Regions from separate parts of the Homo sapiens genome. Here region 2 is linked to region 1. Evidence: chromatin contacts called from ENCODE Hi-C or POLR2A ChIA-PET data. All regions are on one chromosome and are shown on one strand. Each heading gives the region's core, a stretch centred on a gene start or an enhancer-like site at or near the end of the contact. The rest is flanking DNA. Distances are from core to core; before and after follow the strand shown. Region 1 holds the start of SNRNP35 (small nuclear ribonucleoprotein U11/U12 subunit 35). Region 2 overlaps GTF2H3 (general transcription factor IIH subunit 3).

Evidence for each region. Hi-C counts contacts between places; a loop is a spot of excess contacts on that map. ChIA-PET counts read pairs that join two places held with the same protein, here RNA polymerase II (POLR2A). Pooled maps may share reads with other maps.
Region 2: a pooled map shows a loop between it and region 1 (2.4-fold over the local background). The contact joins the enhancer-like site here to the promoter of SNRNP35 in region 1. A Hi-C loop is called at or near these places in 1 of 50 pooled maps. POLR2A ChIA-PET finds 5 or more read pairs at or near these places in 6 of 52 experiments (CD4-positive, alpha-beta T cell, Caco-2, GM12878 and 2 more).

The regions. Positions count from the first base shown.
Region 1 is chr12:123,455,220-123,460,276 of GRCh38, forward strand. SNRNP35 (small nuclear ribonucleoprotein U11/U12 subunit 35) reads left to right here and starts at 2,920. Exons shown (of 2, transcript NM_022717.4): 1 at 2,920-2,997. RefSeq lists enhancers at 2,607-3,473, 3,148-3,227, 3,474-4,339.
Region 2 is chr12:123,652,878-123,657,934 of GRCh38, forward strand. It overlaps GTF2H3 (general transcription factor IIH subunit 3), which reads left to right. Exons shown (of 13, transcript NM_001516.5): 8 at 2,047-2,121; 9 at 2,894-2,947. Among named protein-coding and RNA genes, the nearest start is that of TCTN2, 16 kb to the right of the region's middle. Within about 2 kb of position 2,699, at least 3 of the 41 ENCODE cell types and tissues checked have a DNase peak (open chromatin) inside an H3K27ac peak, as active enhancers do; they include GM12878 and OCI-LY7, where a contact is called at or near this core.

The sequences.
Region 1 (5,057 bases), core at 1,670-4,169:
AAGCGATCTGCCTGCCTCGGCCTCCCAAAGTGCTGGGATTACAGGCGTGAGCCACCATGACTGGGCGAATTTTTTATTTTTTATTTTTTTGAGACAGGGTCTCGTTCCAGCTGGAGTGTGATAGCACCATCTCAGTTTACTGCAGCCTCAAGCTCCTGGGCTCAAGCGATCCTCCCACCTCAGCCTCCTGAGATGCTGGGAGTACAGGCGTGCACCATCAGGCCTGGCTAATTTTATACTTTTTGTAGAGACGGGGTTTCACCATGTTGCCCAGACTGGTCTTGAACTCCTGAGTTCAAGTGATCCACCCGCCTCAGCCTCCCAAAGTGCTGGAATTACAGGTGTGAGCCACTGCACCCAGGCTTCTTGTGTATTTTTTTGTCCCAGTTCTAGAGTCAGCTATTTCTCCAAGGAGCACTGGTTACTTTCATTGGAGAATGATATCAGAAACCAAGATCCGGGTGCTAGGTTATGCTTATTGCTACCAGGGTACACAGACATTTTAATGTATGTGTAACATAAAATTTACCTTTTCCACTGTACTTTCATTTATTTATTTATTTATTTTTGAGACGGAGTTTGCTCTGTCGCCCAGGCTGGAGTGCAGTGGCGTGATCTTGGCTCACTGCAACCTCCGCCTCCTGGGTTCAAGTGATTCTCCTGCCTCAGCTTCCTGAGTAGCTGGGATTACAGGCACGCGCTATGACACCTGGCTAATTTTTGTATTTTTAGTAGAGATGGGGTTTCACCATGTTGGCGTGGCTGGTCTTGAACTTCTGGCCTCAAGTAATCTGCCTTCCTTGGTCTCCCAAAGTGCTGAGATTATAGGCGTAAGCCAACGTGCCTGGTTCTTTTTTTTTTTTTTTTTTTTTTTTTTGAGATGCAGTCTCGCTGTGTCGCCTAGGCTGGAGTACCATGGCGCAATCTCGGCTCACTGCAACCTCTGACTCCCAGGTTCAAGCTATTCTCCTGCCTCAGCCTCCCAAGTAGCTGGGATTACAGGTGCCCGCCAGCACACCCAGCTAATTTTTGTATTTTTAGTAGAGATGCGGTTTCACTATGTTGGCCAGGCTGGTCTTGATCTCCTCACCTCGTGATCCTCCCAACTTGGCCTCCCAGTGTGCTGGGATTACAGGCCTTAGCCTCCTCGCCCGGCCAGTCTGTTTTAACTATTAAATAACATTAGGTAGATTCACATTGTTGTGAAACCATCTGTACTATCTATTTCCAGAACTTCTTCATCATCTCAAATTGAACCTCTGTATCTGTTAAACAATACCTCGCCATCTTCCTAACACCCACAGCAGCCCCTGATAACCACTGCTGTACTTTCCAACCATGAATTTGACTATCCTAGGTCCCTCATATAAGTGGAACCATACAGTATTTGTCCTTATGCTTCTTTCACTTAGCATGGTTCATCCATGAACTACGTTCATTCATGATGTTGTAGCAATTAGAATTTCATTTCTTTTTAAGGAGAAATAGTATTCCATTGCATGTACTGTACATACCACGTGTGTGTGTGTGTGTGTGTGTGTGTGTGTGTGTGTGTGTGTGTGTGTGTGTTTAAAAGCATAGGGGTCAGCCAGGTGTGGTGGCTCACGCCTGTAATCCCAGCACTTTGGGAGGCCAAGGCAGGCAGATCACTTGAGATCGGGAGTTCAAGACCAGCCTGACCAACATGGAGAAACCCCATCTCTACTAAAAATACAAAATTAGCCGGGCATGGTGGCACATGCCTGTAATCCCAGCTACTCGGAAGGCTGTCAGGAGAATTGCTTGAACCTGGGAGGCGGAGGTTGCGGTCAGCCGAGATCGTGCCATTGCACTCCAATATGGGCAACAAGAGTGAAACTCTGTCTCAAACAAAACAAAACAAAAACAAACAAACAAACAACAACATAGGGGTCTTGCTCTGTTGCCCAGGCTGACAGGCTGAACTTGAACTCCTGGCCTCAAGCCTCACGACTCAGCCTCCCTAGTAGCTGAAACTGCAGATGGCCTCCACTGACAGTGGCTACCATATATTTTCAAACATAAAATTTTAAGCTATAGATTTTTCTTTTTTTTGAGACGGACTTTCACTCTTGTTGTTCAGGCTGGAGTGCAATGGCACCATCTCAGTTCATCGAAACCTCTGCCTCCCGGGTTCAAGTGATTCTCCTGCCTCAGCCTCCTGAGTGGCTGGGATTACAGGCACATGACACCATGTCCAGCTAATTTTGTATTTTTAGTAGAGAAGGGGTTTCTCCATGTTGCTCAGGCTGGTCTCGAACTCCGAACCTCAGGTGATCCGCCCGCCTCGGCCTCCCGAAGTGCTGGGATTACAGGCGTGAGGCATGCCACCTGGCCTTTTTTTTTTTTTTTTTTTTTATAAAGAAATTGGGGCCGGGCGCGATGGCTCACGCCTGTAATCCCAGCACTTTGGGAGGCCGAGGCGGGCGGATCACTTGAGGTCAGAAGTTCGAGACCAGCCTGGCCAACATGGCAAAACCCTGTCTCTACTAAAAATACAAAAAATAGCCGGGCGTGGTGGCGGGCGCCAGTAATCCCAGCTACGCGGGAGGCTGAGGCAGGAAAATCACTTGAACCCGGGAGGCGGAGGTTGCAGTGAGCCGAGTTCGCACCACTGCACTCCAGCCTGGGCGACAGAGGGAGTCTCCGTCTCAAGAAAAAATAATAAATAAGAATAAATAAATAATAAAGTAAAATGTCCCAGGTAACTGCATATTCGATAGTCTTTCTTTCAACTTAGTTGTTGAATTAGCAATTTTTCTCTTAAAAAAATTTTTTTTTAGCTTATTGTCTTCGGAGATGATAACACCCTCGTTGCGTGGGAGTAAAATTTTAAAGGTAAAACAAACAGGAAACGAGCGTCGGCGGCGAATCTGCTGCTACCAATGTAAAGGTCAGGCCGAGGCCGGCGCGGAGAATCTGCTGTCGCCTGCAGCTGCTCGCCTGTCTCCGTCGGAAGGGAGCCCAAGCTTTGCAGAGGTGAGTGGAAGCGGCTTGGAAGGAGCGGGCCCCACGCCGGAGAGAAGGAAGAGGGAGTGCGGCCCAGACGCTGTGCCCGCGCTTGTGTGGGGCGCCATGTTGAAACCTGGCAAAGGGGACGACATTCTGGGTTGCGTTGCGGGGAGTGGGGACGAGAGCTGGATTGGAAGGATGGCGCCTTACTCCCTGCGGCCCCCAGAGAAGGAGAGGGGCGGGGGAGCGGCCTCGAGGGTTGGCGGCCAGGCTGCAGGCTGGATGGGAAGGATAGGCTTTTCCACAGAAACTTAGGTGTTTGCCTCCGAGGCCCACTGCGCATGCCCTGGAGGGCTCTGTGGGTTCCGCCTTCAGTTTTGCTTTTCACAGGAGGGGCAAAGTCTTTTTTTTTTTTTTTTCCTTTTTGAGACAGTCTTGCTCTGTCGCCCGGGCTGGAGTGCAGTGGTGCGATCTCGGTTCACTGCAACCTCCGCCTCCTGGGTTCAAGCGATTCCACTGCCTCAGCTTCCCGAGTAGCTGAGACTACAGGCGCCCGCCACCACGCCCTGCTAATTTTTTGTATTTTACTGGAGACGGGGTTTCACCATGTTAGCCAGGATGGTCTCGATCTCCTGTCCTCGTGATCCACCCGCCTCGGCCTCCCAAAGTGCTGGGATTACAGCCGTCAGCCACCGTGCCCGGCCAGGAGGGGCAGAGTCTTACCCCGAAGACCCAGGAAGGAGAGGCTTCATTTATTTTTTTGTTTTTCCCCAGAGACAGGGAGTCGCCCAGGCTGGAGAGCGGTGGCGCGATCTCGGCTCACTGCAGCGTCGACATTTCGGGTCAAGCAGTCCTCCCGCCTCAGCCTCTCAAGTATCTGGGACCACAGGCGCGACCCCACGCCCGGAGAATTGATTATTGATTGATTGATTGAAACGGGGTCTCACTTTGTTGCCCAGGCTGGTCTCGAATTTCTGGGCTCAAGCGATCCTCCAGCCTCGGCCTCTCAAAGTGCTGGTATTACAGGCGTGAGCCAGCGCGTGCCTGGCCAAAAATTTTCTAAATTTGTATAATAATTTATAATTGTAATGCATTTTTATAGACACCATATGATCTAATCTTCACAAAAACCTAGTGAAGTGACATTTAGCTACATTTCACAATAAGAATCCTGAAGCTCAAAATTTACTGACCTCAAATAATCCACCCGCCTTGGCCTCCCAAAGTGCTGGGATTACAGGCATGAGCCACCGCGCCCTGGCCCCCACCATTCATTTCGGCTCTCATCCCCTGTTGATGAGTAAAATGAGAATGAGGCCCAGGCGCGGTGGTTCACGCCTGTAATCCCAGCACTTTGGGAGGCTGAGGCAGGCGGGTCATCTGACATCAGGAGTTTGAGACCAGCTTGGCCAACATGGTGAAATCCTGTCTGTACTAAAAATGCAAAAATTAGCTGGGCGTGGTGGTGTGTGTCTGTAATCCCAGCTACTCGGGAGGCTGAGGCAGGAGAATCACTTGAACCTGGGAGGCAGAGGTTGCAGTGAGCCGAGATTGGCCATTGCACTCCAGCCTGGGTGACAGAGTGAGACTTTGTCTCGAGTAAAAAAAGAGAATGTAAAAATCGAAAGAGATTGTTGTAGGAAATCTCAACCTAATGCTGCCGGGGAGGAAGTGCACCTAGAAAGATTAATGAGAAACAATGAAACCAGCTGTTAGTATCTATAGAAGCATGCAGATGAGAGAGAGAACAAAATCCATGCTTATCCGTTTGTAATTCTCCTCCATTTTAATTTGAAGAAGTCTTAAAGTTTTGAACAGGAGCTCTGTGTACAATAATATCAGTTTTATTTGGTAGATCCTTGTGACTCCTGACTTCAAATGATCCGCTCATCTTGGCCTCCTCAAGTGCTAGGATTGCTGGCGTGAGCCACTGCACCGGGCCCCTTGTGACTTTTTAACGTTGAATGGGGAGGGGTTCTTTTCCTTCAGGAGAGGAGGGGTGGGTCTCAGCCTCAGACACCCAGAATACTGGTTTGTGTGTTTTCTTTTTCCTATCTTTATCTCCAAAACCTTATATTTTATGAAAA
Region 2 (5,057 bases), core at 1,449-3,948, 200 kb after region 1:
GACCAGCCTGGCCAACATGGTGAAACCCCGTCTCTACTCAAAATACAAAAATTAGCTGGGCGTGGTGGTGCATGCCTATAGTCCCAGCTACTTGGGATCCCGAGGCAGGAGAATCGTTTGAACCTGGGAGGCAGAGGTTGCAGTGAGCTGGAGGTTGCAGTGAGCCGAGATCACACCACTGCACTCTAGCCTGGGTGACAGAGTGAGACTCCGTCTCAAAAAGAAAAAAAAAAGAAAACATAATGGGAAATAAAACGCATTTATAGTAGGAGCAAAAAATGTTAACTATCCAGGATTCATTTAACAAGCAATGTGTAAAACTGATGATAAGGAAAACTAAAATTCTGAGAGCGATAGAAGAATAAGTGGAGAGCCATATTTTGTTCTTGGATGTCAGTTTTCCCAAAATCACACTGTAAATTCAATTTACAATCTCAGTCAGAATATCAGGGAGGTTTTTTTTTTTCCTGGCAGGGTGGGGAGATTTAAAAAAGAAATTCAAGGCTGAGCACGGTGGCTCACTCCTGTAATCCCAACACTTTGGGAGGCCAAGGCGGGTGGATCACGAGGTCAGGAGATCGAAACCAACCTGGCTAACATGGTGAAACCCCGTCTCTAGTACAAATACAAAAAATGTCGTGGGCGCCTGTAGTCCCAGCTACTCGGGAGGCTGAGGCAGGAGAATGGCGTGAACCCAGGAGGCAGAGGTTGCAGTGAGCCGAGATTGCGCCACTGCACTCCAGCCTGGGCAACAGAGCGAGACTCTGTCTCAAAAAAAAAAAAAAGAAGTGCCAAGTAACGAGATATTCATTGTTTGTTGCTTAGCACAAATGAAAAAGCTGGCAGTTCCCAGGGTTGATGGTGATGTTGGGGATTGCTTATTCTCATGGGTTGCTGATAGGAGGATAAATTGGTAAAAATCTTTTCTGGGGTGCATTTTGGTAATCTGTGTCAAAATTAAATGTTCATATACTTTAGTAATCACTGCTTATTTTCCGGAGGTAATTAGAGAGCTGTGCAGATGGTATATGAGGGTATCATCAGGGTATTGTTTAAAACTGAGAACTGGAAACTGCTTAAATAGTGGAAATTTATGAAGTCCGCAAGGAGCATAGTATATATTATAATTCATTGACATTAGAATATTTTTTCCCACATATATTGTGGACTGAAAAAGCAGGTTGCAGAATGCTAAGTAATCATCTTGATACGTGTGAGTGTGTGTATTTTGGATGTGTGTGTATTCTGGATGTGTGTATGTGTGTATATTTTGGATGTGTGTGTGTTTTGGGTGTGTGTATGTATTTGGGGTGTGTTTGTGTGTTTTGGGTGTATTTTGGGTTTGTGTTTGTTTTATGTGTGTATTTGGGGTGTGTATATTTTGGGGGGGTGTATTTTGGGGGGTATGTTTTGGATGTGTATTTTTTGGGGCTGTGTATTTGGTTGTGTGTGTGTGTTGGGTGTGTGTATTTAGTGGTGTGTGTACTTTTGGGGTACGTGTATTTTGGTTGTGTGTGTGTGTATTTTGGGTGTACTTACCTGTGTATTTTGGGTGTATGTCCGTGTGTGTATTTTGTATATGTGTGTGTTTTGGGTGTATGTGTATTTGGGGTGTGTGTATTTGGGGTATGGGTGTATTTTGGGTGTGTATTTTGGAGTGTGTGTATTTTTGGGTGTGTGTGTGTATTTTGGGGGTGCATGTGTGTATTTTGGGTGGGTAGGTGTGTGTATTTTGGGGGCGTGTGTGTATTTTGGGTATATGTGCGTATGTGTTTATTTTGTGTATGTGTGTGTTTGTGTTTTGGGTGTGCATGTATATACCTGCCCATGTAGGTGCTCTCCAGAATGAGTTCATCAAACCGTTACGTGGAGCGGGATTTCGGGGGAAATGTTACTGTCATCTTTATACTTTAGGTATCATTTAACAATGATAAATGGGAAGACAAACTGGAATAATGTTGGTTGTGGTTCGCAGTATATTGTGTGACATTGGTGTGAGAGGACTGGCATGTGCCTGGGTGGAATTAACATGACTGTGATTTTTAGGTGATTAAGGCTGCAGAAGACAGTGCGTTGCAGTATATGAACTTCATGAATGTCATCTTTGCAGCACAGAAACAGGTGAACTGAGAGCCTGCCGTTTAAAGTATTTGTTTCATAACGAAGGAGTCAATTTCATTTTTTGAATGCTCTACTCTGAGGTATTCTGACTACGTAGGCTTATGAATGGGCAAGGAATCCAGAATCTGTATTATGTTCTAGTCTTTTCTCTATTTTGGGTCCTGGACCACTTGAGAATCTGATGCATTCCCAAAACAATATGCACTCAACCACAGTTTTGCATAGAGTTTCATGGTATTCAGGTAACCTTTAGCCCATCCTTGGACCCCATGCCAAGAATCCCTGGTTTGACAGTTTGCTGTATAAACCTTGCATCAGTTTCTTTATCTTGTTGCTGTGGCGAAGCTGTAAAAATTCAGTATTTTTACTTTGCAAAGAGCTGAAATGTTCAGATGAAGTATAATACATTTTCTTCTTTGGTGTGTTTATGAAGAAAGAAAACCTCCTTAAAATTTCAGTTTTAATGTAAAATGCTGCTATAGCCATGCATAATGTTCTCTGTTGTGGAGTGGCAGCATGATGTAGTGAAAAGAGCCTGGACTTTGGAGACATGCCGAGTGGGGTGACAGCTTTCTCACCCGCTGGCTCTGTGACCACAGCCCAGCCATGTCCTGGGTGCTTCAGCTGCCAAATGCAAATATCTGCCGTGCAGAGTCACGTTGCATATTGAGTGAGCTATTTTAAGCATAGAGTATGGCATGTAGTAGGTTCTCAGTATAGGGTAATCATTATTGTTATTATTCCTGTAATATTTTCAAAATGTTTCTTTTAGAATATTTTGATTGATGCCTGTGTTTTAGACTCCGACTCAGGGCTCCTCCAACAGGTATGTTTTAAAACCATGCTTTGTGTCGGTGGTTATGACAATTAGTGATTTTTATATTGATTACAATTTAAAATGAAAGCTTTGGGTATATTGGGTTAAATAAAATATGTTATTCAGCCTAATTTTATCTATGTCTTTCCCCCTTACGTATGGAGCTACTGGAAAATTTTAAATTACATATTGCTTGCGTTATATTTCCGTTGGGCAGCACTAAAAGACAAAAACTGAATTTTACTTTAACCCGAAAGGGAAACAAAACCCTAAAGTAAGTCTGAAGAAATTACTGAGTTTTTGTTAGATGTTTTTTGGCCACAAATGTTGTTTCCTAAAGGATCAGTTACAAGCACAAAACTATGACAAACCCTGAATTTAGGTTACTGCTGGGGATGAAGGATGGGGAGAGCGAGGTCCAATGGGAAAATTTACATGCTTCAAAGGCTCTGAGATTGTACTGTTTCTTCAGCTTGATCGTAGGTATATGATGTTCATTTTATTATTTAAACCATACTTACACATTATGTATACAGACTCTTGTACATATTATATTTCAGTAGTAAAAATTCAAAAAGTTTGAATTCATTTTTTAGCAACACATTTCAGTCTACACATTGTCTATTAACTCCAAGACGATCTTGTCTCTGCCATGAATTCACATACCAGCTCTACCTCCTCAGCCCTCACATTCATTTTTCTAGTCCAGTCCCAGACTCTCCTGAGTTCCAGACTTGCAGAATCAGCCGTGTACGTAGTACCTCCTCTTGGACGTCTGGCAGGCATCTTCAGTGTCATGTGTCAAAAGCAGAGAGCTCTTGGTTTGTCCTCTCAGCCTCTTCCTGCTCCACTGGTAGCCCCATCTCCCTAAGTGGCAGTGCAGTTCACTCAGCAACTCAAGCAAAAACCTGACTCTTCCTTGTCTCTTCTCTTCCCTCCTTTCATAACCATGAGCAAATCCTGTTGATTCTGCCTTTAAAATATATCCTGGCTGAGCTCAGTGGCTCATGCCTATAATCTCAGCACTTGGGAGGCTCAGGCGGGTGGATGGCTTGAGCTCAGAAGTTTAAGACCAGCCTGGGCAACATGGCGAGACACCATCTCTATAAACAATACAAAAAAATTAGCCTATCATGGTGGTGCACGCCTGTAGTCTCAGCTGTTCGGGAGGTGGAGGCAGGAGGATTGCTTGAGCCAGGAGTTCGAAGCTGCAGTCAGCTACGATCATGCCACTGCACTCCAGGGAAACCCTGTCTCCCTCTTAAGAAAAAAAAATGTGAAAGTTGGTTCTCAGAACAGCTGTCAGAATGAAGCTTTCAAAATACAAGATTGGTGCAAAAGTAATTGTGGTTTTTGCCTTTTTTTTTTTTAACAGTAAACACTGCAATTACTTTTGCACCAACCTAATATAAATTAGAACCTGTTGCTCACTTGCTTAAAACCCTCCCATAGCCTAGCATCATACGTTGACTAAAACCCAGAGTCAGGGCCTGCCAGGGCCTTCCAGATGCTGCTTGCTGAGGCTCCTGGGAACCTTTTGCCCCGCATCTTCCACACTCTCCCTCTTCAGTCCGGCCCCACCGCCCCCTTGCTATTGCCTGAAACAGGCCTGCTTCGGCCAGAGGGGCGCTGCACTTTCTGTTCTCTCTGCTCGCAAGCTCTTCCCGCAGGTGTTTGCATGGCCTACTCCCTGCCTGCCTTCACGTCTCTACTTCTGTGCCACCTCCTCAGAGAAGCCTTCCCTGACCACCATTGTTAGTGTTACTCCCTCTCCCCTTAGCCTACTTTATTTTTCTTCATAGAAATGATCATAACCTATAACATTATTTTTGCATTTACTTACCTGATTTACTCTCTGCCTTCTCCACTAGAACCTTAACTTCATGAGGATGGACACTGTGATGTTTACTGCTGTAACCCTGCACAGTGCTCTAAAACAGTTGTTAAATGTGTAAATGAATCTAACGGACCAACTGAACCAGGACTGTACTATCAGAGGAGCCTCAGGGTCCTAGGATCGGAGCTAGGGTTTTCAGTGTAAATGGAAGCACTGCTGTGTTAAAGCGAGAAAGCTGTGTTTATGAAATGAATAGATGAATGATTGTTGGGAAAAACTATT